2 separate regions of the Mus musculus genome follow, and region 2 is linked to region 1. Evidence: chromatin loops called from intact Hi-C (ENCODE). Cell type or tissue: heart. All regions are shown on one strand. Links, peaks and the distances in the headings refer to the core of each region. The heading gives the core; the rest is flanking DNA.

Region 1 (16,377 bases), core at 5,641-13,640:
ATCCCTTTTGCTCAGGCCTACCTGCTGTGCCTCCACACCTGGAAGTGACCCTGGACACCCAGCCCTCCTCACCTGATCGTTGTCAGTCTCTTGAACAAAAAATGCTTCTCCGTTGTCTCCCAACTTCATGTGCAAATCCACGGACTCCCCATTGATTTCTATGTCCACCTGAGAAGGGAATACAGTGAAGAGCACACAGTGAGCTTCCCTGAAAGCGCCGCACGTCTCTCCTGGTCTCCCTAACCCAAGCACACCTGCCCTGACCTCTGGGGAGGTGGGAAGGGAGCTTGGGTTTCCAAACAGAGCTACGCTGGTCCTTTTTAAAACCTCCACTGTTGATCCAGAACTTCCCCACTCCCCACCAGTGTGAACACTTCCCCTCTCTCTGAGGATGAGGAAGCCTGTGTGACTGGCACCCAAACAGAACTAACGCTATGGGGCTTCTGAAACTAGGCCATAAAAACACCATTCCTTCGTAAACAGCCACCATGCCGAAAGCGAGACCAGATCACATAGAAGAGCAACTTAGAACACAGAACCAGGCCCCGGGCACAGGAGGGACTGGGCGGTCAGGTGATCTCTGCCTTGAGTTTTCCTGAGAAGTGGCCACCCCTGCCTCGCTGCCATGCTCTCCTGCCCTGCCTGACCTGCCTGCCCTGCCCTGCCCTGCCCTGCCCTGCTGCTGTGCCTCCTGAGCCTCATCCTTGATAAGCAGTAGGAAGGGTGTGCCTCACGCCTTAGAGTAACTGTCAATGCCACAGAGCCCGGAACAATGTGCTCACTGGTGAGCATTAAACTGTGCAACGAGGCTTCTTGTGAGTCTGAGGAGAGGAGAGTGAGGGCAGGAGACAGTGAGCGCCTCGTGCTCTGAGGAGAGGGGTACCCAGGCCTCACCACTTTCTCTCGGGAGCGGAGGACACCCATCTTGCCGAAGCGGACGTGGAAAGGGGAGCACTGCAGACTGCCATTGGGCTGCCGGATGACAATGATGTCGATGCATCCCGACAGCGTGGCGGGGTTCAGTCCCTTGTAGAGCTCCTTCACCGTCACAAACACCTGGCCGGCCAGCTGCCCCACGTAATTCATTGTCTGAACCTGAGAGGCAGGCAGAGCACACAGGTTCACAAGAGCAACTAACAAGGGAAGGCCGCCCAGAGCCTCCAACTCAGCACTCCGTTTCAACGATGCAGCGGAACACATTCTCTTCTCACACTCTGCCCACATCCCTTTGTTTCTGGGATGTTCACAACGCCCTTGTGCCGGCTCATTTCTCCCACCCCATCCGGAAGCCCAGCATCCTTCCCACCACGGGGTCCAGAACGGAGAGGCCCAGAACCCTAACACAAGCAGCACCCCAGGATGACTATGAATGTGATCTCTCACATTCTGTGCTTGGTAATGTTGCCTCAACATCAATCAAGGAAGCTTAGGAGGCCTGGGCAGAGACCACTCCGAATGTGTGGCTCAGTCAGAGGAAGTACTGCGATAGGAGCTGGAAACACGACAGCACAGAAAACATTTGACACTCCTCCCATTCTTCCATTCCAAGTGCTCTTCCACGAGGTCCCCTGGGCCGATGTCCCAGTTAGGGTCAAGCACTCAGCATTTCCGCAACACTTTGATGAGTTAGGAATCCCCATTTTGACCATTACTCACGGTCTATGGAGGTTTGAATAAAACTAGCCCCCATAGGTCCACAGGGAGTGGCATTATTAGGAGACTGGCCTCTTTGGAGTAGGTGTGGCCTTGATGGAGCAAGTCCAGCACCATCTCTGCCTGCAGGCTGCCATGCTTCCTGCCCTGAGGATAATGGACTGGACTTCTGAAACTGTGAGCCAGCCCCAATTAAATGTTTTCCTTTATAAGAGTGTTGGTAGTCAGGGTGTCTCTTCACAGCAAAGAAACTCTGACACTGCTGAAAGGTACCTGTGCCCGAGCCTGAGAGCTGCGCCTGCCTGTATGTGTGAACGTGCTCAGGGGCTAGCAAGACGGCTCTGCTGGTGGGAGGCCTGCCACCAAGCCTGGAAACCTGAGTTCAGGGTGCAGGGCACGGTGGAGGAATGGGAACCAACCCCCACAGATCACCCTCTGATCCTCTGACCTCCTCACATTCGTGCCATAAATACTTACAAGTCGGTTTAATTATGTGTCCATTTGGTAAAACATTCGGAGTGGATGTCCCTCACGTCAGTAACAGATCCCCTCCTACGGCCTGTGACCTCCCCAGCCGTAAGCTTTTGATCAGGCCTACATGTAGGGTTAGCCATGCACTCTCTCCCATGGAGCACTTCAGATCCAATCAGGAAGCAGTTGGTGTCCGCGCAAGCATGCCACTACTCCAACATGGGCATAGCTTACAAGTCCAGTCGGTACTGTAGTACGCAGGGCCCATGCCCAGGGCGATAGTTATGACAATTGGATAGTTCTCCAACAGTCGGCCTGTACTGCATTCTGACACTGAATGCTAGCCAACAGGGAGATGATGGCTTCTATCAGTCTCTGTCCAATCCCTGCCTGCCCACCTATTCTCTGACAACTGCAGGGGACACATATGCTAGGGAGCTTGCCCAACCAGCCAGCCAACCACCATCCTCAGCAAACCTTTGGAACTTCTACCCTACTGGGCCTGGCACTATGCTTGTACAAAAGACAGGGTTAGAGAACAGATTCTCCTATAACCAAAGTATCAGTCCGTGATAGCACATCCCTGCAATCTCAGCACACGGAAGGTGGAGACAGGAGGACAGCGATTTCATGTAGCAATCCTGTGCTACGTGAGATCCTGCCTCAGAAAATAAAACAGGAGATGCAGAATTCCCCCAAAGACCCGCAATTTAAAAAGCATGATGTCGCAACCCTCACATTCTTCCACAGAATGCCACCCTCCACATTACACTTAAGATTTTAACCTTTGCTGAGTCTAGCAAAAGAGAAAGTCTCAACTCTCCAGTCCTGTGGGATCATTTTTAGGGGCATTTTTTCCTCACAATATCTGTCCTATATCCAATCTCACATCCCTGTGCCTCGCTCAATAGCCCTGTAGGTAGAAGGCCTGCCACAGGAAGAAACAGGAAGGTACATTCAAGCATCCCAAAGCAGATACTCGTGATCACAGGCTTGGGGCCACGCTGTCAGACCAGAGGCAGGCTCACTAGAAGCAGACCCTAGTCTGGTCCAGTCAAGCCCTCTTGTGACGTCCACCACAGCATCCCCTAATTCTACCCTGCTCCTGCTGGGGCTGGGCTTATCACTGAGCAACAGACCAAGGTCTTGGGCAAGGAAGCCCCAGCCCAGGCCAGCTCAGCTAAGACCGACTTTGAAATTTTCCACAACGTGGAGCAAACACAGCTCTTGCCGCAAAGAGAGTCCAAGATGGTTTATTATAGAGCGGCTGCAAGTGAGCACGCACTGACAACACAAGTTCCCCTGAGTCCTGTGTTCCACTGCCAAACAGTTGCATGAGACTGTAGCAGTCACAGGACACAGATGTCATGCATAAAGATGTCTGCCTGATCATTGATTGAGACCATATAAGCAGGGGGCAATGAAGACAGAAAACTCTGCTGCCAGGTTTGAAGTGTTATACAATGAGATCCTTAACTTCTGAACTGGTAGAAGCCAGTGCAAGAATATGATCGCAAGGTATTGATAGTCAAAAGGAAGTTACATCAGTGTGGTGGTTTGAATGAGCACCCTCCCCCACAGTATTGGGCATTTGAATATCTGGTCCCCAGTTGGTGGCACTGTCTTGAAGAGGCTGGGGTGATGTAGCCATTACTGGGGGTGGGCTGTGAGATTTAAAAGACTCCCTAGGCCTGTCCAATCAGTGAGTTCTGGGTTCGGTGAGAGTCCTGACCTCAGTATGATCAGGAGAGAGAAGAAGACACCCAATGCCCACTCGTGGGCTCTACCTACATTGTCTTAGTTAGGGTTTTACTGCTGTGAACAGACACTGTGACCAAGGCAACTCTTATAAGGAAGTACCATAAATTCATATTCATAAAGTTCAGCCAGTGGGTACAGTGTTTGTCTGGCATGCACAAAGCCATGGTTCAGTCCCCAGCACTGTATAAACCAGGTACAGTGCTGCAGCCTGCAGTCCCAGTCAGAAATCAGGAAAATCAGAAAATCAGAAATTCAAAGTCATCTGAGGTTTGAGGCCAGCCAAGACTACATGAGACCCTGCCTCAAAAAAAAAAAAAAAAAAAAGACTTTAAGTGCCAGGGACAAGTCCTCCCTAGGAGGCATGTGACGCACAATGACCTTTAGCAAACCACAGTGGGCTGAAATCAGGCAAGGCGGGTGTGGGCAGGGCCCTTCCTTCTTTGCCCCTGCCCACACTAGGCTCTCTTCTAAATACGCCCCGTGCAACTTTCTCTTTAAATGTTCTATACAATCAAACCACTAGACTTAAAGTCCCAAATTTCACTTCCTCCAGCTGCGCTGGCACTGAAAAGCTCTCGAGGAAGTGGGTAATTCCTTTAGCCTGTAGATAAGCAGCCAGACTAAACCTCCCCAGGCCGAGGGCCTCCCACGGGCTGGGCCGTAATCCCATTATGGCTGAGGTGTTTCAGCCTTTCTGAAAGCACTTGAGGAGGCAGAAAAGGGGAGAGGTTTGATTTGCGAAAGAAAGCAGATGGACTAGTCCCTCAGAAGGAAGTTCAGAGGAGCCGGAAGAGAACCAAGCCCAATGCTCACCTGTTTCCAATGGGCCTGCGTGAAGACACTGACCGGACTACTTTAAAGTCTGCTGGGGTTTATCTTCAAGTTTGGCAAGATGTTGCGCCTGGCAGGGATTTACATGCTGGAGACACAAGTCCAGGGCCCTGGCTCCAATGTGTTCTGAAGGAGAATTTCACCAAGTCTTACAGACTCCTCTGACAAGCCTGGAATTCTCTATACCAGTTGTTCTCAACCTTCCCAATGCTGTGACCCTTTAAGACAGTTCCTCTTGCTGTGATGACCCCCAACCTTAAAATTATTTTCATTGCTACTTCATAACTGTAATTTGCTACTATTATGGATTGTAATGTAAATATCTGATGTGTAGGATACCTGAGGTGCAACCCCTATGAAAGAGCTGAGACCCCCAGGTTGAGAATCGATGCTCTGGCATAAGCCAGGGCCTCAGGGAACTCTGCAGTCACAAAATACACAGATTTTTTTTTTCTTTAATGCTTCTCAGTTGGCATTCTGAACCAACACTAAGTTCTCTGAAATGCCATCTCTAGGTAAGATCTTCCTAGATAAATGTGGAGCTCATATTGGAAGGAAGCCCAACTTCAAGGCCCCAACCTGGAACTGGAGGCCACGTGCCTCCCTCATCAAGTGTGGCATTCTACAAGGGCTTGGCACAGCCACCACCCCAGCCTCAGACTGTCCCAGACACAGCCTCTGGACACCATCAAGAAGTGTCACAAGTCTCGTGACTCCTCAACTAGTTAGGATATTAGAAAAGTCTACACTTAGTCCAAACGCTGCATCTGTATCTGCCCCTCTCTCTATCTCTATTCTCTATCTCTATCTGCCAGAATTCAAAATCCTTGCCATAGCTCTCCTCTCCGCACACACTCTGTTAATGCCGTTCCACCACCTGGAATATTAAGGTCATGTGAGGGTGGCCTCAGGTCAGTCCTACTGTAAACTTGTCACAATCACCTAAGGGACTCATAAGACAGTTAAAAGACTCCAGGACAACCATGCAAGAGTAGTCACTAACCCAGACTCCCACATATATGCAAGTCAAGAGAGAGATGGCTCAGTCCATAAAGTACCTGTCTCAAATCACGACAACCCCAGCTTAAACCCAGCATAAAAGGCTGGCACAGCCCACTGGGGAGGAACCGAGAGGAAACAGTGAGATCCATAGGACGTCCCAGGGCAGTGAATCCAACTCAATCAGTAGCAACAAGTTCAGTTAAGAGACCCTAGCTCAAAAGGTAAAGTCCCTGTGTTTGTGCACATGTATACACCCACCCACACACAAACTTTAATGCATGCATATGTACCTGCCCACGCACACATACACATCTGAACACACACATTCGCTGCCCAGGCACACATCTGCATACACAAATATACCCACCAGTGTGCACACATACCCACACACAGAGATACACCCACTTGCACACACACACACAGACCCTTGCACACACATGCACAAAATGAATAATTTTTAAGGCCTTACAGAAGGCCCCGAACAAAAACATTCCATAAATACCCCAATAGTGAGAGTAGACTCACTCAGTGCTCCAGTCATTAACGGGACAAAGTCCCAGAAAGAACTACCCGACTGACACATACTAGCAAACCCCAGCAACTCCTTACCAAGAATTGATTCTACAGATCATGTTCTTAGAGTGTGTGTGTACACACAGGGACATGCGTGCACATGCCACAGCATGTGTGTGGACCTCAGAGGACAACTAGTGGGAATCAGTTCTTTCTTTCCACAGAACTAGCAAGAGTTCGTTCTTTCTTTCCATGAATGTGGGTTCCAGAAATCGGACTCAAGTGAGCCTGTTTGGCAGCCGGCACCTTTACCTGCTGAGCCATCTCACCAGGCCCCAGAAACAACAGGATCTTTGTGAGTAGCAGTGATCACAGACTTGACTGTGATGGGGAAAAGCAGAAATCACTTAGAGACCTGTAAGGCCCTGGATTAATAAATTATGGACCATCCACATTATATATGGAACAGTATGCATCTACTAAGAGTGGAAGGAAGTTGTATGCTCCATAAATATCCACACTCCCAGGGCTGCAGTCAATCGGGTGCACAGGAGACTTTGACTTTTCTATAGACACAAGTATCGCTTTCACATCAGTTGTTAGTGGGGAGTCTGAGAACTCCTGTACACTTGGCCTCAGGGTTGTCATGTCAAAGAAAACTACTCAGCAGAAAAGGGACGTGAAGCAGCTGTCAAAATGGCTCACCAGACAAAGCTACCTGCTGGCAAACCTAAGGACCTGGGTTCAAGCCCTGCAGCCCACTGGCATAAAGGCAGGGGCAGAGAAAAGATTCTATGAAGTTGTCCTCTGTCCTCCACACTCATGCTGTGACATGCTTAAGCTCTCTCTCTCTCTCTCTCTCTCTCTGTCTGCCTCTCTCTTTCTCTCTCTCTCTCTCTCACACACACACACACACACACAGACACACACAAGCTGCGACGTGCATAATCACACACACACACTGATTTCTGAATACTGCTTTTAACAAGGTTCTCATTAGCCTTCATTTTAAAAGAAAGGAAGCCCCAGTAGCAGGGACAACTAGGATCTGATCCCTGCTCTGGGGCTGGAAGGTCTTCTAAGTGACATAAGACTTGTCAGAACTGAGCTCTGGCAACAAGTGGGTATCATAATCCCAGGTAATGAGTGTCCTCAGGTCCCTGCCAAGAAGCACCCAGGGCCTGGCCAGCAGGAGAGAGACACATAGAAGACCCAGTGTGGCCCCTGTACTCTGTGACATTGCCTTGGGTTAGGACTTAGAACCTTACCAGCTCTTAACTATTAGCTCCCTTGCAGAGCTCAGGATCTTTGCTCTCCTTGGAAGCCCCAGTGTCTTTTCACACACTTGTGAGGGCCCTCTGTCCAGATACACAGCTTGGTCTAGAAGACTCTGCCCCTGGGACCTTTGTACATTGCTGTACTTCCCTGCAATCCTGCCTCGGTCGTTAGCAATGGTCACATATCCCCTGCGTTTCCAAGAGAATTGTGGCTCCATTCTGAGCCTGTAGGGTGGGTGATTCAAACAGCACCCACCACCCAGAGGTACTGGGAAGGAGCCTACGAATGGTCTTTCCTCAGTCTACATCCCAGGGAAAGCCTGGGTACTGACCCAACGGTAACAAGCAGCTCCAAAAAATACCGTACTAAGTCTCCTGTAGCAGAGTACTTCATGTGTGTTTAAAGTATGAAGGCTGTACCTACACACACACACACACACACACACACACACACACACACACACACACACACACACATGCAGAGCAGGGGACAGACACTACTGAATCAGATAAATACTGAGATATTGCAAGGATATATTCATGTTTCACAATAAACATAGTTTGAGGCAGGCAGAGTATGGTGGCACACACCCGTGATTCTAGCACCAAGAAGGCTGAGGCAGGATGACCTTGAGTTCCAGACTAGTCTGGGCAAGACAGTCAGGTCAAGAGGACAGCTCCAAGTTCACGTACAAAGACGTCCAAGTGCAGCCAATTCACCCACCAGCCTGCACCACTCCCTTCTGTTTGATTTTCAAAAGGCTCCAGAAACCAAGAACACCAACCCCATACCTAGCTATTCTGAAACAAGATACCTGTGCCCCTAAGCATTCCCACCCGCGTGCTTTTCAAATCAATTTATACCTTTATTGGTCCCTTACAGACCCTGAACCTAAGAGAGAAAAGACACACAAAAAAATGGATTCACAATCTAAGGTGGGGAAAGGGTGTGCCAAGTTATGGACCAGGGGCTAGCCTTGGGTAGCCAGGACCAGCCTAGCCCTATAAAGGGACCTCAGTGGTACCCTGGGCTGCCCCATCAGGGTGTAACAATCCGAAGTTGTAACAACCTGGAGCCTCTCGGTTCATCAGTCTAGTAAACAAAGGGTGGCCTTTCCCTCACTCTAGATAGGGAGGCTCCCAAGTGATGTCTCTGGCCCATGGATTTCCAGCTATCAGTAGTCAGTTGTCTTGCCATCTCCTGACCTTTCCCTCTCTTTAGCCTGAAGCACTGAGAGCAATAGATAAGCAAAGACCCACCCCAGCCTCCCCAGCAGACAGCACCCCACACAGAACAGCAACCAAGGATCCTATCTCCTTCATCTGAACCCCAACTTATCACCCAGGCAACAAGACTGGGCATGTTGTCCCTTTCAATAAAGTGACAAGCATCATAAGAACATTGCTGACTGCCACCTAAAAAGGGTAGAAATCACGTGAGGTGGGACAGCCACCAAGACAAAACCAAGCTCAGCCCCAGGCTTCCCAATCCAACCACCAGGCCCTACACAAGCAGGAATAAGGGCCAAAACACACACCCACACACAAAACCCGTGACAGCAGAAGCGCGCTGTCGGCAAACAGGAAGCTTTGTCAACACAGGGAATCAACACAGTGGGATCTTTCAGCCTTTCTGGGAACACTAGAAAGTCCCCTTAGTGGTGCAGATATTAGTCCTTAACTGCTTTCATTCATAAAACGTATTTTATGGAACAAAGGATAGATAGTATATGTGTGAATCCCCATGGGCCGCTATCCTCTCCTCCTAGAACCGTTACAGTCTTCCCCACAACTTCACTACCCAGTTGGAAGCTTTTTCCCACACGCCCCAGCCCAGCCCAGACCATTGCTTTCCTTCTTGCCTCCTGCCAAGGAGGGTGGGCGTCTGGAGCAACTACTGGCCACACAAATTATCAGCCAGCCACCTTGACTCTGTCCCCTTAATATGACTTAATATTAATACTTAATATGACTTCCAAAGCATTGCTTTCCCTCCCATATTCCCCCCGGCCTTTCCCAGATAAAAGTGCCTGCAGCTACTAAGGGAGCCACAGGCCCAGTGCCCACCAGACTGCAAAGCTGCAGAGAGGCCTGCTGCGAGCTTGATTATCTAAGAATCCCGGTTCCCAGTTCGCTGCCACCCAGCGGAGGCGTGCCCTTGGGCACGAAGGTCAACCTACCAGCCTAGACTCAGTTTCCTTGGCTGCAAAGCCTGAATCCTAAACCCTTTGGGATACGTCTCATCCGGGTCTCGGACCGCCACGGGGTCCCTGCAAGCTTCGACACCCCACGGGAAGGCCTGTGTCACAACACGGCCCACATCGCCTCCCTGCGGGGCCCCACGTCTCAGTAATGGGCTTTGGGGCGCAAGCTGGGCCCCGGGTCCCCATTGCTACTCACCAAGAGGATTCACGAGCAGGCGCGCACGCGTGTGGCTGCCTTTGTATGCAAACAGCGGGCCGGAGCGGCTGTCAGCTAAAGCACGGCAAGGGGCGGGGCCTGAAAGGAGGCGGAGTCTCCGGGGCGACGCCAGGGGACTCTGGAGGAGCGTGCTGCTGGGATGCTTTCAGAGCCCACAGACCCCCCCCCCACCCCACCCCACCTCCCACCTCCCTCTCATATCCCCGCCTCCCCCTTCCCATCCCATCCCTCCCCAGACTGGACTGTCTGCCTTGGCGTTCCAGGGAGTAGGCAGCCAAAGTCTTCTAATTCCACAGCCTGACCCTGTTTTGACCTTATGTCAGTTTACAATTAGTTCTTCCCCTGATGTGCCTGTCACAAGCTAGGGATCAATTCCTAATCTTAGCACTCCCACATCCTGCCTCCCTCCTGGCTAACATTCACCACCAGTCAGCAGAGCCAGGAAGGAATAAATAATAACAGACAATGCCAGGTCTGGGGGTGGAATGGCTCAAGTCAGACCAAGTCACTCTTAAGTGTCACGAGACTACTAGGAGACAAGGACTCCTATATCCCGGGCTTGCCTCAAGCTTTCTATGGGTTCCTGGATGACCCTGCACTTCGGATCTGCCTATCTTACCTCCCAAGTGTTGAGGTTACAGGCAATCCTACCCCCACCATGCCTACTTTATGCGAGCCGGGAATGGACCCCAGAGCTTCACATCCGCTAACTGAGCTACATCCAGGTAATAAATATCAAATTATATATACAACAACCCTCCGAAGAGTCAGTGCTTTCTGGGGGACAGAAGAGCAAAGACCTTGAGGAAGACTGCTGGAGAACATATACCTGGGGTCTCGTAGACCAACAGAGAGAGCCCAAGTATAATGTACCTGTCACCGGAAACTATATGCAGAAATATGAGTCAGAAATGGATGCCAGCCACAAGCAACCCAGGAGAGGGAGGTCAGAATGATGACGGGTGCGTCCCACCTTGAGAAAAACTAGTTCGTGGGGAGGTCCAGGGAGGAGTGGCTTGTGTACCCCAAACTGGTCCTAAAATCTACGAATCTAAAGGTGACCACGAACTTCCAATCCCTCTGCTTTCCGGTTTCTGGAATTACAGGTCCCCACCCCCACCCCCACACTGGGTTTCCGAGGCACTGGAGATCCCTCTCAAGGGATTCTGCCCACCAAGCAAGCTAGGACCCCAGTCCAAGACCAGGCCACCGAAGACCTGCAAGGGAACTGAGCCAGGCTGGGCTGCCTCCACCCCAGTGCTCAGGAGATCAGCACAGGCAGGGTGACTCTGAGCATAAAGACAGAGGTGGAAGCGCTCCAGCTGCACTTGGGGCAACACAAGTAGCCACAAGGGTTGTCTCCGCTGCCCACAAAGTCCTGGGGTTCTGGACCCCAGAATGAAGGCACCCTGCCCCACCTCCATCATCTCCTCCATCCTCCACACCCCCACCCCAAGGCCTTCCAGAAAGCATGTCTTACAGTCTTACATTCTGTCATCTAAATAAGGTCATTTTTATTATTATTATTTTCCAGATTTGAAGCAGGTGGAGGAGAATCTGAACACATAAAGTCCAGCCCAAAGCCCTTACCCCACAAATGAACCTGGGGTCTGGAACCCGCACACACAACCGCAAACGCACCCAGACAGCTCTGAGTAGCAAAGATAGGACCAGCTTTGCCTGCTGCCTATAAGAAGATCCCACAAACAGGTCACTTATCTCAGAAACATTCACTAGGTCACAGGAGATGGTCGCACTATACAAAAATTGGAGTCTCTGAAGCCCAGGTGTTCTAACCCGGCAAAGTCTGGAGCCCCCCTGGTGGGGCCCTAGGCAGTGTTTTGTCTGCAGCCACGCTCCTGCCGCTGAGCTGTGACTCAGCCAGAGAACTGAGGTGATCCCCTGAGCCAATCCCAGTACCTGCTGTGTTCAGCCCAAGTCGGAAGAGGGGAAATAACCTAATGACTCTAGCTAGAGGAGGAAGGAGCCAATCCTGGGCTCAGCAGTACAGCATCCTCGATTCCGTACTCAGTTTTACAATCCAGGAAGTGAGCGGAGGTGTTGGTTAAGCAGGTCCTTTGGAGGCTGGAAAGGAACTTGTTAAGTTCTTGGCCAACACTGACTAGATTTTCAATTCTAAAATCCAGTAGTCCTAGGAGTGGGAATTCTATAAGGACTTGGTGGCTGCAGCTGGCTCCCTGGTCCCTCAGAAAGGACAAGCATCATGCAGGCGTCCATCAGGATGGGACAACAGGCTATGCGGTGCTGAAAATTGCTCTTTTGCTAAACATGGGACCGCAGGTGTTCCTCGCCACACCAGGAACTGGTCCCTGCTGATGTGAATATAAAAACACCCACCCCTTCTAAATGAAAATCGGTCTCCTCAGTTGCTGGCAGTGACGGTAACTGTTAAGTCCTTAGGTTCTGTTTTCCTGAATGCTGCACGGCTAACCAGCATGCCTGGGCAGGTGTGGACAGAAGAGTGAGCGGCCCTCTTCATGAGACCCCCACAGCCACCATAGGTGGACCTCTCCACTCTAGTGGTCGGCTCTGCAAAATCACAGCAGAAAGTCTTGCAGAGCCACTGGGTGCTGTCCCAGAAGGACAGAGCACTAATGCCTAGGGCTTCTGGGAATGGGGGGCTCTTCAGAGTCTAAGGCTAGCCCTTAATAGAGGGCCCCCGGCTTTAAGGTACCCAAAGGAGACGCTGGCCCTCTGGAGAAACTAGAATTTCCCTAGGACTCCCACTCAGGGAGAAGACAATGGCTGAATGAAGCCCGGCATCCTCCTGGAGGAGGAAGCTTGCCTTCTAGGAAGAGAATCCCCACACACCTTCTTTGTTCCTCTTCCTGCTGGGGCCACACTGACTATGTCTCCTTCCTCTGCTCTTCCCCATCCCCCTTCTGTCTGACTGGCCCACTGAAGGCATGGGGGCAGAGCCCCACTTGTCAGGGAATTAGGATTGGCAGAGCCCAGGCTCTGACGCCAACCCCAGGTGACACAATGTGGCTTCTTCATCGTGGGGATTTCCTTACTGGGGTCCTCAGAAGCAAGGTGGGAACCTCTGGCCACCTGGTACCGCTTCACTAGGGTGAGGGAGGACAACTCGACCCAGCAGTGGGAAACCCCAGCAGAGACAGGATACAGCCCATGGCACTGGGCCTGGGCCTGGGGGAATTTCTGGGGAGAGGGTATAAATGGTCCTGGTTCCAAAGGCAGAGGAAGAGGAAAGTAATCTGGGAATGGCAAGGGGCAGGAACAAAGGCATCAGGGAAGGCAGACTTCAGTGTGTCACCAGGGCCATCTTAATCAGGGTGATGCTCCAGGAGAGCAAAAGGGGTAAGGGGGGGGGGGGTGTCAAAGACATATAAGGGAAGCTGCTAGCTGGCAGCAAGCACGCATCTTAGAGTCTGTGTTACTCCAATCCATCCCCCATCACGCCAGGAAGGAAATAGCACCCAGGCTCCCCTGGGACTCAGGCCTACAACATTGCCAACACACGAAGCCTTGGGCTGACACACACACTGTGGCCGTGTTCCCTAGTCATTTACTCAGTTCCCAGTCAGCACAGCGACCTGTGATGTCGTAGATTCCTGGGCTACATGAGGGTACCTGTCCTCAGTAAGCACACGGTCTCAAGTAGTGATCATATGTTCAATGTTGCTACCAGCCCAAGGGTTGTCCACTGACGAAGGGTCTGGGCAGTCCAGTCCCCAAGCAAGAGGATTCATCCCAGTCTGGGAGTCCTGAGTCCCTCTGGGCAAATCCAGGCCAGATGGAGGAGCTAAGGGCAAGGGGCAATCAACAGCGAATACAGAGAACCTGGGGTCCGTCAGAGCTGACAGAGTCTGGCCTCGGTGGGCAGGGACAATCGTAGCTACTGTGTAAGATGTCTCCCTCAGAGAAAGCAAGAGAGGCACCACCATAACGGTCTTTTCACTGTGGTCATATGGGAAAGATTCAATGAGCCAGGCTAGACCAGAAGGACAACACGGGACTATAGTGGTGCCAAGGTACAGAGTGAGGCTGACGGAGGTCAACGTCAGCATAGACTGGACGGATGAATTCTATAATTTAGGAAGAACGGATGCTGCTCTGGGAAGCTACTGACTACTTCACCACTTGCCGCTAGGGACAAACAAAATTCTCTGTCCCCAGTCAGCTGTGTCACCTGTGACCTTGTCAGGCCAGGGTGAGGGCACCAGTCCTGTGAGTCATATGTCTCAAGTCTCACATTGCCCAGCTAAGAAACTAGCTGTCCAGAAAGGGTGAGACAAGGGCAGGGACCCAAGAGTTCAGCGTGAGATGAGTACAGTCATAGTACCTCTGTGAATCCCAAGGCTGAAAGAGTCCTCCTGTATATAGAGTGGCAGACCAATAGACATAAAGTAAGGACAGCGGTGGCTAGCATTTAAAGGCTATTTCCAAGCCAACCCCGGCTCTAGACTCTGTATACCACATTTCTTTTTTAACAAGCCCTATAGAGTAGATACCATTTGCTGTCCCAGAGGAATAAAGAAAGTAAGGCACCAAGAAGTGGCTGAAGTCACACGGCCAGTTAACAGACACATGGCCAGTTAGTTGAAGCTAGACTTCATGGTATATACTTGTTGATCTGAGCCCTAGACCTTTCCCCTAGAGTCTCCTTAGTCCCACTGCTCCCTGGTCAATGGAATTCCATGTCGTCTTTTTCAGGGCAGGCCTGAAATCTGATAATGTAGGATATGTGACCTCCAAAGGGGTCATGACCCACAAGTTGAGAACGGCTGGTCTACAATTTCCCACAAAAAAAAATAAGCAACCTGGGTAGATACACAATATTTAGGGACTAAAATTCTGTGGGCCTGAGTTCCAGCCCAGCTCATCCCTGGCACAGGCATGGCTGAAGCTCAACTCCCTTGGCCATCCATCATGAGTGACCCAGCCTCGGCTCAGCATTTTGGTGCAATCAGAGGAGTTCCTGTGTTGGGACATGGATCAAGTAAAATTCTTGTCACTGGACCATCCTTGGTTCTCACTCAGCGTTCACAGAGACATATTGTTGATAATGATTGACAAGCATTTAAGAAAGAATGTCTACCATTCATCTTGCCAAACTGTCACTTAGAGTAGGTCAGGACACCCCAGCAGATGACAACACTCCGATACAGTAACTTGGTATCCAACAAGGTGGGAGTCTGTTAAGAAAGTGATCTTCTCGCCATGGTGTCCGTGGGAGGTTTTAAGACCAGAACTCTCCTCACCTTCCACAGAGCGTCACCAAGCAAGTTGGTGGTATCTCTGGGGTAGACTTTTGGGGCCCAGCTCAGTCACTCGTCTGAGCTTGCCAGGCCCAGGGCTGATGTCTCAATGGCCTCTGCTCTGTGACCAGCCTGTGCATTGAGCTCACAGCCAGGAAAGATTGGGGAACATCTCACCTCTTGAGAGGAACAGCCCTGGGTCTTATTGAATTTGCTCTGGTTGCTTCCGATCACTGGCACATCCAGGGGGAAAGGACTTTACATTTGTGCAATAAAATTAACCTCAGATTTATGGGGAAGAACAAGCTATTTTGATAGATGCATGACCTGAAGCAGCACCCAGAAGCCAAGGGTTCATGGGACTCTCTCCAGACAAAGGCCCTCTCTCCGCGCACATCTTTCTGCTTCTAGATCTCTATGACCCTGAATTCCAGCTATCACGTGCTCTGAATGTTTGACACCGATAAGCTGTTCTACATCTTTTTCTCTTTAGGTGTTGATGCCTTTGCTTTTATGTTTTGATACATGGTTTCACAGCATAAACTATACAGAAACTCACCTCAAACTCACAGCATTCCTCCTGCCTCAGTTTCCCAAGTGCTGGAATTACAATCATGTGCCACAATGCAAGACTCCAGCTCATTATATTCATGTTAGCGTTGAATATTTTTCTATTGTTTACATTTTTAAAAAACAGGATCTGACTTGGTAGCCTTGGCTGTCCTGGAACTCACTATGTAGAGCTGGCCAGAGACTCACAGAACTCCTCCTGCCTACCTCCCATCGTGCTGAGATATAAGGCGTGCGTGGCCACACCCAGCTTCTATTCCACTTACTTTTACCCTGCTGTTTTGTTTAAGTTGGATCTCCTGTTCACAACATCAAGAAGCGTCTTCTTTTTATCCAATCTGACAAGCCCTGCATTTTACTGTGGTGGTTGGCTCTAACAGGCAACTTAACTGAGTGCAGAAACATCTAGACAGCTGCTAAAACCTTCCTTCCTTTGTTTTGTTCTGTTTTGTTTTGTTTTCCTTTCTGGGTGCATCCACGGGGGTGTTTCTTGGAGACAATGGCATCTGAGTCAATGGATCAAGAAAGAATGGTTTTCTTGTGGGTAGTCACCATCACTCATCTGGAGCTCTGGATAGAACGCTGTCTTGGTCAGGGTTACTATTACAGTGATGAAACACCATGGCCAAAAGCAACTT
Region 2 (16,377 bases), core at 5,608-13,607, 220 kb after region 1:
AATCATTATTTAACGCAATAATATAAAATAAGATAGGCAGTACTCATAATCATTATGTAAAGAATTCAGATACAAAATGACATAAATTAACTATCTTATAATTTGACCTTCTGGGAGTGGTGGCATATACCTTTAATTCCAGCACTCTGGGGGCAGAGGTAATCAGATCACTGAAAGATTAAGGCCAGCCTGGTCTACAACAGAGTTCCAAGACAGTCAAGGACACATAGTGAGACCCTGTTGCAAAAAATATATATATATATATCTTTTTGACCAACTTTTTGGTACAACCAGAAATTCATTTTTATGCCAAGAAAACATATGCCAAAGTAATTAAATGTAAATCATAATTCGAATTTCTGGTTTGCCTTTTTAACTCCTTTGCATATTTAGGGAGGGCAGGTTTGAGACATGGTTTATCTGTGTAACCTTAGGTGTCCTGGAACTCACTCTATAGACCAGGCTGGCCTCAAACTCGGAAATTTGTCTGTCTCTGCCTCCAGAGTGCTGAGATTAAAGATGTGTACTACCATGCCCAGCCCCCCTGCACGGTTAAAGTTTTGGTCACGAATGTGTATTACTTCTACCATAGTTTCGATATAATTAGCTTTAAAGCACTACAATTTGCACTGTGTCTAGAAACTGTGCCCAAAGCCAAAGTTACCCATTAATCAATGTACAAGTGACAGGATTAACTGCCTGCAGTCTTTATGGCAGAATTATAAGTTGTCCACAGACCCTCTGGAAGAGCTTGCATATTCCCAACCCCATTGAGCCCACAAAAGCTGTAAAAGCACTCTTGCCACATCTGCTGCACAAAGCTGGGAGAATGTGAGGCTTCTCAAAGCAAGCAGGGGGCATCAATAAGTAGCCTTGCTGTCAACCCCTGGTCCAGGTGGTTCAGATTATCACATCTGGGCAGGGGACAGGGGGCTTGGTCTCACCTTTGTCACACTCTCCTTTCTTCCCCTCTGGGTTTTCTGACCTGTTATTGGCTCTGCTTGGAAGTTCTCTGCTGAGAATCTGTAAGTAAACTGAAGCCCCAGAGTGGATACAGTAAAAGGAAACTTCTAACTTCAAGTGAAACAGTAGGACGCAAGGTCGCGGAGGCTCAGTGAGTGGTTTCCTGAGCCAAGGGGCAATCAATGCTGTATTAAGCACAGAAAGCTTAGCTGAGCTTGAAGATTACAACATCTGATTAAAATTATTAAACAAGAGTACAGCTACAAAGCCACACAAAGGATAATTTCAAATTGTCTACCAGTCTAAGACTACAACTGCTGTCCCCATGTTTAAAACATTTTAAGCCACAAACCGCTTTAGTCACCTTCAATAACAAGAAGGGCCAAGGTGGAATGCCAATTTCAAACCAAAATGACTTCTAACTCCGTGAAGAATACTCTTATCAGAATGAGGAAGAACGGATATCCCGAAGCAAATGTTGCGGGATAACCAAAAGTCACAGATCCTACTGTAAACTTTAAATGAGCCAAAGTTCAGCGTGGGAGGTTGGGGGGGGGCGTAAAGAAACTAAGAAAACCGAGATGGACTCTAAATTAAAACTCCCAGCAACATCAGCCCACCAAGCAATGCAAACTCAGACCTGCACACGTCTTTTTGAGACTAAGTTCAGAATCATCTTGTGTGACGCCCATTGTTAAAGGCAAAAGATTGTCCTTGATGGGACTAAATGGGTGTTTATTTGGTTAAATTTACACATTCATGGTTTTAAAGGGCTAATAAAACAGCATTTCAAGCCCTGGGGCAACACTTGACTCTATAATAAAAGTTGATTCAAGAAAAACTTCAGTCTATAAAATAGGTAATTTCTTTTGGTTGCTCCTCAGGACCAAGGATTAAATGAGGTTTGACAGCAAATGGCCCAGTGTCTCTCTGCATGGAGTGTCTCCTGGCCTTCCTCCACAACCCTAACCCTGATCACTGGTGGGCTGGCGGACGCGTGTGTGTGTGTGTGTGTGTGTGTGTGTGTGTGTGTGCGCGCGCACACACACACACACACACACACACACACACACTTTCTTGGACTTCAGCCAGTAGCCTTTGTTTGTGGCTCCCAACGGAGATCCAATAACCAAACTCAACCAATGATCACCACAGCCACCAGCCTTTCACAGGCTGGCCACTCTGGGAAGAAGTCCCATTTCTCCCTTGTCCCACGTGCTGCAGAAGACGCGGCTGCCACCACCCCCGGGGGGCAGCGGGCGGCAAACAGCCTCCCCAAAACGGAGCCGCGGTGTACACAACCTGGAGCAGTGCTGTCTTTTTCCTAAAGTTCTTACCTACGCAGCCGAAGCCTTCACCATGTGCCAGGAGCGCTCTGGCTCGTTCTGGCTGTGGCTCTAGATGGCTCTCTCACTCACTCACACACACGCGCACACACTGACATGGACACCTCCCACACCCCTTGGCGCAAGACCCCCAGCCCTGCGGCCACCCTCACCTCGCGCCCTTTGTCCTCATCCGGCGTCCTCGGAGCCCGCGCTACCGGAGCCGGCGCTGCGCAAAGCCCGGAGCCGCGGAGCCTGAGAGTCCGCCCGTCCGGGTCTTGCGGGCCACCGTGATTGGGGGGCGGGGGGGGGGGGCGGCAAGGGGAGACCTGAGCTGGGACTGCTGCTCCGGCTCCGGCTCCGTCCAGGTGTAGGCACAGGAGATTGGCTTGCCCCGTCCCGTCCCCGCTGCAGGCACCCACCGCCTCGCTGGGTTCTCACGGGGTTCCCGGTTTGGGAGGGGTCCGCGCGGAAGTCGGAAGCCTCCGGGGACAGAGGTCATTTGTTGCTTGGCCACAAATGCCCGAAGAGGAGGTGGGGTTGGGAGGACGAACCAGTGAGCAAGACCCCCCCCCCCTCCCAGATGTCTCCACCCGGCGCAGGGCGTGTCTGTGGACCGCAGGACAATACCCCTGCAGTTCAAGCCGACAGAGGTAGGGGACTTAGGCCCCCAACAGTGGAGATTGATGAACGCCCTACAATAAGGAAGTTGCCTAACATCAGCAGAGGAAGAGCCTGGAACCCCTAATACTAGCGGGTGGAGCCAGAACTTTCCCTGATGCGAGAGTGGGTCAGAAGGATGAGCACTGGAGGGAAGGAGCAAACCTGCACTTGCCGGTGCAAACCTTTCTGGCCCCTGTAACACAGAGGTGGCTGCGAGCAGCCAGCAGAGAAAGTGGGGGAAATTGAGGGAGCCAGACCACAGAAGGAACCCATGGTCATCAAAGCTTCCTCCTCCTCCTCCTCCTCCTCCTCCTCCTTCTTCCTCCTCCTCCTCCTCCTCCTCCTCCTCCTGCTCCTCCCTCTTCTGGAAATCCCTGTGTGTTTAGAACTTGCCAGAGACATCCCGAGCACCTTGTACCCTCCTGCCATTCAAGAACCCCAGCCATGCTAGCGAGATGCTAAGTGGGTACAGGAGCTTGCAGCCAAAAACTGAACCCCTGTGTTGGATCCTAGTTACTCACTTGAGGAAAGGTAAGAAGCAACTGCTGCAAGCTGTCCTCTGTTCCCCAAACTGCAACACACATCGAATAATAATAACAACAACAACAACAGCAGAGCGCTTGAGCCAGCCTCACAGCCAAAGGTCCTAGAAAAACAGGGAGCCTGTCTGACTAGGAGCAGGAGACAATAGGAGAATAAGCATCAATCTCCCACAAAATGGGCAGGTTGAGGAATGCTCTCCTATCCCCACTTTCCTAATGGCAGGGGCATCAACTTCCTATTCTAATTAGGAACTATTCCAAGCACAGTCGAGACTAGGAACAGTTAACATGATGAGCCCCGTGCCTAAGACCTAGCCAAGCCTAACTGACTGCAGATGTTTGTGTAATGAAATTATTCAAGAAGTAGTCCTGTCGATAGACTGATTGCCTAGGATGGGGTGAGTTCCCCAGCCATACATAAATATAAGTCAAGCTTGGTGGCCCATGCCTGTAAAGTCAGCTCTCCAGGAAATGAGACCTGGAGGATCAGAAGTCACTGTTGGCTACATCAAATTTGAGGCTAGCCTGTGCTAAGTAAAACAACAGCTCAAGAAAACAAAACAAACAACAAAAACCCCATACAGTTGGAGTCCTCAGCCAGCCATGTAGGCTGCAGCTCTTTCCTCTCAATCTATACTGTACCAGAAGGTAGGTATGTATGTACTTACTGCTGGAAGGTAGACGGTGCTTATCAGCATTGCAGCTCTCCCTGTGGGATCACACTGTTCTATTTTGTAACCTGGACCCTGTGTTCTGTTTTGCTCATGAAAATGTTTGCAAGATTCCCTTGATCTTACAGGCAGAGCCAGTTCCTTCATGAGAACTGCTGACTAATATTCCTTGTCAGTTTCTGTTCTGTTGATAGAAGAGTATGAACTAGTCTGAAGTCAACATTCTCCAGTTACAGAGTAACTGTTGCATGGATAGTTACCAACATATTTACTTCATGGTTTGTGTTAGAAACCTCTGTTGTTTTTAATTTTTCATATATATACATATATAATACTTTGGTCATAGTCCCCCACCCCAATATTGTGTTATCTTTCTCCTCCTATTGAAACCCTTCTTCCTAAGTTCCCCTACTGTTTTCATGTCTCTGTGTGTGTCTGTGTGTATGTCTGTCTGTGTGTGTGTCTGTGTATCTGCCTGTCTCTGCATGTGTATGTATCTCTATGTATATCTGTAGGTGTGAATGTCTGTGGGTATGAGTGTCTGTGGGTGTGTCTGTGTTTGTGTGTGTGTATGTCTGTCTGTCTATGTATGTGTATGTATGTATCTGTGTGTCTGTCTGTCTGTAGGTGTGTGTTCCTGCATTTAAGTAGCATTGCCTGCATGGTCCGTGAGTGGGAGAGTTATTTGCTTGAAGGCACCTTTACATTTTGACAGCTTATCTGGCAAACAAAATAAAATACAGAACAAAAGTCAGCAAACTTTATAAAGGCAGGGAGCAGTTTAAGTTTTCCCCTGGCATGATTGAGGCAAAGTCCTTTTATAGGTATTTTAAAATGTAACCTTTTAAACTTGAAAAGAGGCTGGGGTGCAGCTCAGCTCAGAATGCTTGCCTGACAAATGCATGGCCCCAGAGCCTATCCCCAGTGCATGCTAAATAAACCTACGAATAAATAAATAGCACCATGAGCCCATGGCTGCAAAGCCTAACAAAGCTGATCAGGCCCACCCACAGCAGTCAGCTTGCAGCAGGAGAAAGAGACTTCAAATGGCTTCCTCTCATTTGCAAGGCCATCCGCAACACAAAGGGCAACCACTTGCAACCAACATTAAACTTAATATGACCACAGTGTTGCACTTGAGAAAAAAAGCCATTCCCTCACACATACACCCCCTCCTCACTCATCCACATCCTCCCAGAAGTTTCTTCCTCGTGTCGTGTGTCTCTGTATAAAGCCACAGTCTCCCGAGGACATAAACCATGCTGCCTGCAAAACTTCACTGGCTATGATAATGACTTTGGTGAAAACCCTGAATCCTAACTTTGAAAGTCTGTAATGAGTCTTAGAGATGCACAGGCTCCTACCAATTAAGAATTAACTAGAAAACAAAGTGGGCCCACTAGAAAGGGTGTCAATTGTTTCCCAGACTAATGAATCATTCCTACTTCCTAGTTCATTAACTTAAAACACCCACAAGGAGGAAAGCACTTTGTCTTCTTTTTCCTGGGGCTGAACCTGACCCAGTGATTTTATGTCTTTATTGAACTTGAACCAAAACTTAGAAATTAAAAAAAAAAGATTAATTTAAATATATTATTAAATGAACTAAGCTGACTTTATTTCAAATGTTATTGACAAGAATGGGGCCAAATCCAAACTTGTGGTGGTCAGCCTCAAACTTATCAAGGACCTGTCAGTCTCCGAGCCCATTCAGTGATCTGAGGTCTTTCCCCAGAGGCCATGAGGTCAGCCAGGCAATTAGACATGGCTTCTGGGCACCTTTGTCTCTTTGCCTAGCATTATCCATTGAACGCTCACACACACATTCTCCCTCTCTCGCACACACTCACATTCCTCTCTGCCTCATTCATAATACTCATCTTCCTGTACATTTTCTTCTTACGTGTCTATTCATGTGTGCTTCGATTCCCCACAGGCATCTACATCTGTAAATTCATACAGCACAATGCTCTTCCCACACACATTCATGGCTCTCCACAGTGTTTCTCTCCACATACACAGATGTTCTCCCATATACCTTGGGACACAAACATTCCTCCATTGGATGACATAATCCCCTCAGTTTGTGTTTTCCGGCCTCCCTGCTCCGCCCTGGCCTTTTGCTTTATACCATACACGTGCTTCTGCACTGCGTTGCCAGATACAGTTTCATCTGCTAGTGTCTTTGTGGATTTGTATATCTGGACACACACAATAAGTAAATATTTTACGATAAATAAGAGTCTTCCTCCAGTTCCAGTTGTGGTAGTTATTTAAGCAATTGTACCTGGCACCAAAGTGAATGTGGCTTTTGAAACCTTTAATTATGTCTGTCAGGCAGTTTAGAATCTTGCATGAGTTGCCTGCCACTTGTTTCTATACAAAGAAGGCTTTTAAGTGGCTTGAGGGTCCTTGGAGTTTGTTCTCTGATGTCTGTAAATTGCACCCCGTTTATGTAGTTAACTGGCACTGTGGCGGGTGCTTCTCTCCACATAGGGAACCACTTACATCCAGCTTCCTTTAAGTGACCCTGAGATGTAAGGGTGAATGTTTACTAAGGCTGCTGCCATAACAAAGGCCCCCAGCCTTACTGACTCACAGGTGGGGACTACAAAGATCCCAGATCAAAGTGTGGGCTCTTCCCTTGGCTTCCAGGAAAAATTGTTCAAGCCCTTCTTGTTGGCTCTCTTCTCCCTATGTTTCTCAGCAATGTCTTTCCTCTAAGCCCCTCTGCATCCCAATTTCTTCTTATAATAATACTAGCCATGTAGGATTAGGTCTCACCCTAACGGCCTCATTTGATGTTAACTCCTTTTAAATATCCCCTCTACAAATAAGGCCAGATTCTAAAGTACTGATAGGGCTGATGGGGCTTGTGGGGAGGGACCCTTGACCCATAGCAGCAGGCTTTTACTTGTTTCTGCATATGGTGGTTTATTAGTAAAAGGTATTAACACTAAACTCCACCCTTATCGATACTAAGTCTGGAGCTGGGATATACTTCAGTTGGTGGGGTGCTTGTCCAGCATACACAAAGTGTATGCTCAGTCCCCAGCACTCTATTAAACCAGATGAAATGGTACACACCATCCCTGGCTATACAGCAAGTTTTAAGGCCAGTCTGGGATACATGAGACTCCCTATTACAAACAAATAATATATCAGAGGCCTGATAAAACAGTTCCTTACTTAAAACCTTAAGTCCAGATCCAAAGGAATCTCCTCCATTCCACTTTACAGCTACCTTTCACATTCAAAACAAAAACCATACACACACACACACACACACACACACACACACACACCACGGAAAGAGACAGAGACAGATAGTGAGGCTGGACTCCTAAGGTGAACTTGCTCCACCTGGTGGAGAGCCAAGGAACTTGATGGTACATTCTCTGAATAAGGTAGGCCGGCACTCGGCTATTCACAGTAAGGGAACATTAGACACGTGAAGGAATCAGAGGCAAAGCCAAGATAGACCGCAAAGGTAGGGTACATAAGACTAACAGTTAAACAGAGCACATTTAGCAGTCAACAGAATAACACCAAACAAACTAAAGCAAGCGGAAAAGAAAAAGATTAATGTAATTCATCTGACAAGACTTTCCTTCAAAAACCCAGTGCAGAGTTGGGAACAATCATACTTCAGAACTGGACTTCCATAAAAGAAAAGTCACTCTAGGCTGAGCCCTGAGGGTTGCAAATTCCAGAGCAACCTGGGCTTCACAGAAATCCTGAGTTACACAGTGAGTTCAAGGCCCATTTGGGCTATAAAGGTAGGGCCTTGTTTTAAAGAAGAGGAGGAGTGGGACATGGGGCAAGTTGGGGGATGGAAAAGGAGGGGAAGAAGGAGGAAGAATAGGAGGAAGAGGAGGAGGGAGAGAGGAGCAAGAAGAGAAGGAAAGGACTGAAAGGGAAGAGGGGGAGAAGGAAGGAGAGGAAGGAAGGGAAGAGGAGAGGAACAGGAAGAAGAGGGGAGTAGGGGAAGCAGGAAGGAGAGAGAGGAAGGAGAAGAGGGATGGGAAGGAGGGAAGAACAAGAAAAGGGGAAGAGGAGGAGAAAGGGAATGAAAGGGAAGAGGGAAGGGGAAGAGGAAAAGGAAAAGGAGAGGAACAGGAAGAAGGAGAGAAGTGGAGCAGGAAGGGGAGAAGGTGAAGGGGGCAGGGGAGGAAGAAGTGAAGAAGAAAAGGAAGAGGCGAGATATAAAGTTTCGTCTAAGACAATCCTCAGTGTGTGCAGAGACATTCTGTCTACAGCAAGAAGCTATATTTAGGGGCCTCTCAGCTACAAGAAAGCAGAACTGAATAAAACACAAAGGCTGTAACCCTCTCTATGTAGGTGACCACCTGGTCGCTTGTAGCATCATCCATTTTCCCAGTCTCCAAAGTACATCACGTCCATTACAACATGCCTGCTTGTTGAATGCGTCCAATTGTATCCTAATTAGGGTTACTATTGCTGTGATGAAACAACATGACCAAACGCAACTTGGAGAGGAAAGGGTATGTTTGGCTTATGCTTCCGTTCATCATCAAAGGAAGTCAGGACAGAAAGTCAGGGCAGGGACCTGGAGACAGGAGCTGATGCAGAGGCCATGGGGGGTTGCTGCTTACTGGCTTGCTCCTCATGGTTTGCTCAGCCTGCTTTCTTATAAAACCCAGGACCAACAGGCCATGAATGGCACCACCCACAATGGGCTGGGATCTCCCCTACCAATCACTAATTAAGACAATGCCCTACAGCTGGTTCTTATAGACGCATTTTCTCAAGTGAGGTTCCCTCCTATCAGATGTCTCTGGCTTGTGTCAAATTGACATGAAATGAGCCAGGACACCATCCATGTTTGTTCTAGGTCTTCATCCTCCAAATATCACATCAGAAAAGTTAACCTGGCTTTGATTTAACAAAGTATCAATTTAGTGGACTGGGTACTTGCAGAGCCAGGAAAAGCTAGTTTCCTACCAGGACCCAGCCAGTGCCTTACAGAATACATCAAACCTCTGAGCTTTTAATGTGGTAGTTCTGGGTAGAGCCATAGAACCTTCATTTCTAGTAACACACACACTTACCCAGGTAATGGCAATGCTGAGACTCATGACTCATTGTCCCATGGTAGAAGAAATAAGACATCTCTCCTCTGTGTTCTGCCTCTGACCCCCTCTAGATCTCAGGCATCCCAAATTAGCCTCAAATTCACTACTCATGATTTAACTGTAGATGTTCCTGAACTTATGACCCTCCTACTACCACTTCCCAAGTGCTTGGGATCAAAAGTGTGCTACTACATCTGGTTCATATGGTGATGAAAATGAAATCAAGGTTTCATGCACACTAGGCAAGCACTGCCAACTGCTCTTCTCCATCTATGCTCCCTTCAGTGTCTACTATGGGGGCATCCCAGTTCTTGAGAGGTTTTGCCTGGTTGCCTCACAAAGGCCATGTCTAAATAACCATTTCACTGGGCATTGGTTTTGACCACATGGCTCTTAGAAGGGAATACAAATCTTAAGTTTCCAGTGAGTGGCACAAAGGATCCATTGGCTGAAGGCCTGCTGTGTCACCACAAAGCTAGCCAGAGTCTCTGTACGTCACTTACTGTTCCAGATAGCTTTACATGGTGATGCAGGAACAAGCCCCAAAGTCCGTTGTTATTTTCCCCTCGTTTTCTGTGTTGCCATGATGTGTCAGACATGTTCAGTTCGTTCTCATGCTCTCTGGTCATACATCTTCATCAACCTGGCATCTCCTAGTACTCCAGGATGTCCTTGTAAGAGTTAGAGCTCCTGACCTACAGCCCAGCACCCGAAAGATGCTCAAACAACGCTGGGATGATTAAACCTCAGGCTACAGCCCCATGACTGGGCTTTTCTGTGACTGAGGGAACAGCTGTTCTCCTTTTCCCCAGATGGGTGTGCTCAAGCTCTTTCATTAGCCTGGAGTGCCTAAGTCACACCCCTTTGCTGGCCTAATTCTTTTTGACTGTAGAAAATATGGTCAGTTTTCAACAAGCTGCTCAAGGGTCCAAATACCAATGAATTATCCAGCTGTGAACTCAAACCATGTCTCTAGCACTCACTAGCTAGCTCCTTGGGGTAAATTTTGTAATCTTACTGATCTTCGATTTTCTGATCTGTAAACTGGGAAGAAAACTATTCTTCAGGACTTGCTGGCAGCAGAAACTTGTATTTTGTTGTTGCTTTGGTTGTTTAAGACATGGTCTCTCGCTATGTAACCCTGGCTGATCTCTAGCATCTGGTGGTCCTACTTCAGTGTCCAGAGTGTTGTTATTCTGAGCATACACTACCATGCTTGGTCATACCTTCAGATCTGAAATGAGAGTCACATGAACAAAGGTATAGAGAGGGTTTGGCATTCAACAGAGGATGGAGAAAGGGGTCTTAAAATTAGCCATGCCTGTTTTCCAGCATTGGATCTCTCCGAACTCCTTGTGGTAGAGTCTTTCCTAGTTGCTCTGAGAAACTCTCCACTCGTGCATAAAATGTGCTCTTTCTCTTCTAGAGATGACCTCTCCACAGTTGTATTCTACTTCTACCAATCTTCGGCAAACATTTACTGAGCGCTTGCTACCTGCCATGCTCCAAGCTTAACACTGGAGATCCCAAGAGGATCAAAGACCTCTGACACACCCCCCCCCCTTAAGATGGTATCGGACCCCTAGAAATGTAAAATCTAGTGGGAGCCAACTTCTTCCAAAAGCCTCTTCCGCCCTCACTAAGTCCCAGGTCTCACTCCCGCAGCTTCCTTCCAGCCTGGAAGTTGCGCATTGTGTTACCCTTTCATTCAAACACATAGCGGCTAGAGCTGTGGCTCTGGAGTTAAGAGCACTTCTGCCTTTCCAAGAGGGCCAAAGCATCCATCTCTAGCCATTTGCAACTTCAGCTCCTGGGGAGCCAGAAGCCTCAAGCCTCTGAAAGCATTGCAGTTCATGTGCACAAACCCATACACACACATAATTTAAAAATAAGTGAAAGGGGCCAAAGAGATGGCTCAGTGGTTAAGAGCACTGACTGTTCTTCCAGAGAACCCAGGTTTAATACCCAGCAACCACCTGGTGGCTTACAACTGTCTGTAATTCTAGTGTCAGAGAACATGGTGTCCACACACAGACATGCAGGCAGGCGAAACATCAAACCACACTGCAAAGGAATTTTAATCCAGCATCATGGCTACTCTGACAAGGGATCACATCCAAGACTCTCTAAGTCTACATGATCTGGCCAAATGCAGACACTCTCTGGATTATAGTACATTCTGGCTGGAATACAGACACCTTCATACACCCTTTAATCCCTAGCAATGAAGGTAAGGTTGGTTTTTAGAAGAAAGCAGACATGTTTAAAAGTAGCATCTAACTAAGGGCAGACAAAGTGAGGAATCAGAGAAAGATTTGACAGAATGAGTCAGAGGATATGCCCAACTCACAAGAGAACAGGGCAGGAAAGAAGCTACTTAAGAAAGGGAGGTGGCAGTTTACTGGGGCAATTTTACAGAGACAGGTTTTTGAGAGAACAAGCTAGTAACTTCGATCAGTAAGAACTCTCCACATTACAAATTTAGAAACTAAGGCACAGAACGACTTTTAGAAACTGGCTTAAGACCTTACAATTTGAAAAGATACCTATGGCTCCAGGTCACTTACTTCTCTTTTCTTTTCTCTTTCTAATTTAGTTTCTGTGCATAGAAGTTTTGCCTACATGTATGACTGTCTAACATGTTAACATGTCCGTGCCTGGTGCCTGTGGAGACCAGAAAAAGAGCATTAAATCCCCCTGGGCCTGGAGGTAACATATGGTTGTGAGCCACCCTGTGGGTGATGGGAATTGAACTCAGGTCCTCTGGAAGTTCTCCTAAACTTAGCCAGTGCTCCTCTCCCAGCCCGTTAAACTGTTTTATCTTTCTCCTCCATTGGATTCTGATATCCAGTCTATTATATTCAAAACAGTATCTTCTTGAGCCAGCCCAATACCTGATATAATAATAAGTAATCAAAAACTGATACAGAGCCGGGCAGTGGTGGTACACGCCTTTAATCCCACTTGGGAGGCAGAGGCAGGCGGATTTCTGAGTTCGGCTACACAGAGAAACCCTGTCTCGGAAAACCAAACCAAAAATAAAATAAAATAAAACTGATATAGAGGGTAAAGTTTGTGGTTTTGGGACAAATTCTACTCTCACTACGAACTTTAGCTGACTTCGAATTCAAACACGTGATCTCCCTGCCTGGGCCTCTGTGGAGCTTGGCTTTGAAGCTTGCACCTTCTGGTCCCTCCAAGATGGCTTGTTTCATGAGCATGTGCTAAGCACCTTTAGATGACTGATGGGAGCCCCACCATCATCGCCCCGGGGCACTCAGAACCTGCAGTCCGCTGGTTGGGACTAGAGAGCGCCTGCTCCGATCCCCCGGAATCCCTGCTCCACCTCTTTTCTTCCCCCAACCCATCCCACCACACACACCCCCACCCCCCGCCGCCGCCATCCTCTCCAAGGATCCATCCTCCGGAACACCCGGGCGTCGGCAGCGGGCGAGGACCGGTGTGCGCGGGAGATCTAACGGACGGCGCTGCGCATGTGCAAACGCGGGTGCACTGCGCATGCGGAAAGATGGCCGGCCAGGGAACCTGAGCGCCTCCGCGGTCACCCTGGTCCCCTCCGAGCCTACCCTGACCCCCTCTGCGCCTGGGCTCATCGCTGCGCGAGTGGGACCGCGGCGCTTCGTGGGTGGAGCCGCAGTGCTCCGTGGGTGGAGCGGGCGGCGCTGAAGGGGCCGGGAACGCGCGCGCCGAGCCTCCGGGGAAGGCGGGAGGGCGCGTGGGGCGCGAGGGGCGCGGGACAGCATGAGTCAGCAGCGGACGGCGCGGAGACAGCCCAGCCTGCTGGTGGACCCGGCGCAGGAAACGGTGCGCCGGCGTTGCCGAGACCCCATCAACGTGGAAAACCTACTGGTGAGCGGGGACCCGGGCCACGGGAGGTCAAGTGCTGTGGGACGCGCTCCTTGCATCGGGCCCTCTGCACAGTGTCGCTTGCTGCCCCGGGGCTCTCCCTGCAACTCCCAATTCTTGAACCGCCCTTTGCTTTTTAAATGTTTCTATTGGATTTTTCTTACTTTGTGTTGGGGTGGGGGCCGCGAGCGCGTGGATTCCACGGGGCACGTGTAGAGTTTAGAAGGCAACTTGGGGCAGTCTGTTCCATGCTTCCAGCCTTGTGGTTCGCGGGATGGAACTCTGGTAGAGTTTGTAAAGCTCGGTGGCAAGTGCCTTAACCAACTGGGCGATCTTGCCTGTCCATCTTTGCTGTCTGACAGGGGAAATGAAAGAGTGAGAAAGTTCCCTCCGTTCCGTGCTTCCCACCTTTCTCAGGGTCCCTGCTGGATTCTTCCTTTGTCCGTTTCTCCTGATCGCTGTTTTCTCAGCAAGGCAAGCTGTATCCAAGCCATTCTGGCGGGTCCTGTGCCATGAGCATTGTCTTGTCTGACTCCTTGGAGCAACCTTGAGATAGTTATTTTTAGAGTTTGTCAGAACTGACCCAGAGATGTGTGTACAGAGATGTCTGGCCTTGGGGCTAGGTAATGAGGAAACTGGGAAGACCCTCAGAATGACTGCAAGTGACAGCCTTTCCCAAACTTCTCTCTCTCTCTCCCTCTCTCTCTCTCTCTCTCTCTCTCTTTAAGTAATTTCTGCTCAGTTTCCACCTGATCTTGCATTACCACCCAGCACTGTGCTGGGGACTCTAGTCCTAAGCACTTGGTAAGATTGTTGTAAATAAGATCCGTAGGTCACTGATGGTTTTGTCAATTACAGTATTCGTTTCACACCCTATCTTGTGTCATAACTAACCACTCACTTTTGGCTGAGAACTCTTTGTTGTGTTTTTGACAGCCATGGTGGGTCCCCTTGTCCCCTTCGCCTTCCTTTTCAGACACGTGGGTGTCATCCAGGATTCTCTACAGTTTGTTCATGTAGGTGACCGCTCACTACTGCTAACTTGTGGCCTGTGATCATGGTAGGTTTTTTTTTTTTTTTAAGGATTTGATAGACGCTCTAAATGAAAACCGCTTAACTTTTGGTTATCAGAAGATAACGTCTTCTAAAGTCTTAGATTTCTTATCCAGTCTGGTATTTTTAGTTGCCTCGAGGTAACTCCCAAACCTGTACATCTTTCCTGGAGCTCTCCAACTGTTTGTTAGATGTCCCTTCTTAAAAAAGAAAATGTCTTCGTGGATGCCACGTGTGTACTGGTGCCCACGGAGGCCCGAAACCAGTGTTAGATCACCTGGAGCTCATAATAAGTGGTTATGAATTGGCACATGGATGAACTGAGCCCTCTGGAAGAACAGCGAGCGTTTATAACTGCTGAGCTGCAGATTTCAAACTCTGATATCCAAAGCCAGATTCACAGACACACCCCACCCCACCCCCGCCTTAAGAAAGCAACCTCTTTCTCGAATCCCACCTTAATGGTGCTCTGCCTATCGTGGTGCCTGAGCCAGCACTCTGGACATGGCTGTTACCTTTTCCTCTGTTTCAGAATCACCCCCAGACACCCCCCCTCCCACCCCCAGGTCACTGAAGTCATTCACATCAGCTATTCTGTGCTATAATGCCATCTCGACCAGTTTCCTGCCACTGTTGCTGCCTCTCACTCACCGCCTGTGTGCTTCATCCTTAACGTATGGTCTCTTGAAGGTGTGTTTCTATCTTCATTTGGCCAAAGGAATTAGTGGTTCCTTAGTGCTCCCAGGACAAAGTCGAGTCCTCGCAGCATAATCTGGCTCCATGTTTGCCTTTCCTAAATGATCTTTCTGAGGTTGCATGCTCCATCCTAGGCCTCATTTCCATATTGACGTTTGTCAAGATGTCTGAAGTCCAGATTCATGGGTAACTTGTCTTAAGACAAGTGTCTTTAGCTCCTCTTTACCTCAAGACTGTTAGCCAGACTCTGTGTGTCCCAGAGCAATTCTATACTTGACTGCTCAGTCCTCTGCGGGTCTGTTTGATACTGTAGTGAAGATCTGGCCATGGACAAAGGATTAAGCAAGAAGTTAATAAAGTAGGGACTCTATTTTCTTGCCTGTAAAATAGTGACTTAACATGTCAGTAGTATTTTTTTAATTGACTAGCAAATGCAAAGAATTAATAAGCCATGTGCAGAGCAGTTACATAGCTTGCTAAGTGTTGTTGCCAGGATAAGTTAAATGGCTTAAACCTGCTCTTGGCTTTGGGGAGCAGGGAGAAGACAATCCTGGATGGAGGTGAACTTGGTTTGCACATTAGATGATCAGGAAGATCTGGGTGGTGACATGAATGCAGTCACCTTAGAGAGATTCGTGTTCAATGAGCTCTTGAAGGAGTCTTGCTCCCACACAGGGAGCTAATACAGAGAAACCTATGCATAGAGAGCAGTAACTACTTAGGAGGCAGTGCCTAGGACATTAGTCTCTAAAAGTCACTTTTTATTTTTCTCTCCACCTTTAAAGCTTCTAGCCAGGTGTGGTGGCCCAGTTCTGTAATGCCAGTCCTTGGGAGGCAGAGACAGAAGGATGGTGAGTGAAAGGCCTAACTAGGCTATATAGCAAGTCCCAGGCTAACCTGGATTGTACAGTGAGATCCTGTCCTCATCGTTACCCCAACCCTCCAAACAGAAGATTCTAAAGCCACCTAAAGCTGTAGATACAAGGGATGGGGCCGGGGGATGGTGCTATTCCAGTCTGTGTTCCAGATGTAGACACCGAAGTTTCTAGATGTGAGAATTGGAGCAGTAAGGAAGTGGGTTGAAGCTTGTCAAATGTGCAGCTCACTCACCAGAGTCACTGCTGAGTGTTCTCTGAAAGTCCTGAGGTCTCTAATGGTGTCCACTGGGGCTGGGGGAGGGGGCACGTGGATAGTCTTCTGTCCTTTCATGTGTCAGCAAGATGGCTTTGCAGCTTCACAGTGAGAGTGTTAGCCAAGCATGGTGCTGGGACACTTATGTGGTCCCAGCACTCAGAGGCTGAAGCAGGAGGATGGCACATTTCAAACCAGCTACATCGAGAGTTCTAGAATAGCCAGGACATTATAGCAAGAAACCATCTCAGAAAGAGAAGGAAGGATTTTAGACATGGAGAAGACAATGAATGATGGTTTTGGAACCTGTTTCCTATGTCAGTCCATGCGGTGTATAATGCATCTGCATTTGTTGCAGGGCATGGGCTCA

What was found. A loop is a pair of places that touch in the nucleus more often than their neighbours do. Peaks named below come from ENCODE experiments on the same cell type or tissue, not always from the same donor. Only the 100,000 strongest peaks of a DNase experiment are listed, where the experiment ranks them.
Region 2: it touches region 1 in a loop (2.6-fold over the local background); 5 of 42 quality-filtered maps call a loop at or near these places.

The regions. Positions count from the first base shown.
Region 1 is chr12:16,579,810-16,596,186 of GRCm38, forward strand. It overlaps Lpin1 (lipin 1), which reads right to left and starts at 9,961. Exons shown (of 21, transcript NM_015763.4): 1 at 9,909-9,961; 2 at 895-1,095; 3 at 73-168. The coding sequence starts at 1,086. In heart, for the core only: a CTCF peak has its summit at 11,738; DNase peaks (open chromatin) are centred at 8,952, 9,942, 10,352, 11,792 and 1 weaker place; H3K4me3 peaks cover 2,191 bases; H3K27ac peaks cover 3,932 bases.
Region 2 is chr12:16,798,186-16,814,562 of GRCm38, forward strand. It overlaps E2f6 (E2F transcription factor 6), which reads left to right and starts at 12,780. Exons shown (of 7, transcript NM_033270.2): 1 at 12,780-13,130. The coding sequence starts at 13,023. It overlaps Greb1 (gene regulated by estrogen in breast cancer protein), which reads right to left and starts at 2,701. Exons shown (of 35, transcript NM_015764.4): 1 at 2,462-2,701. In heart, for the core only: CTCF peaks have their summits at 7,564 (motif pointing left) and 10,062; DNase peaks (open chromatin) are centred at 7,536 and 12,796; H3K4me3 peaks cover 1,231 bases; H3K27ac peaks cover 1,218 bases; H3K27me3 peaks cover 3,110 bases.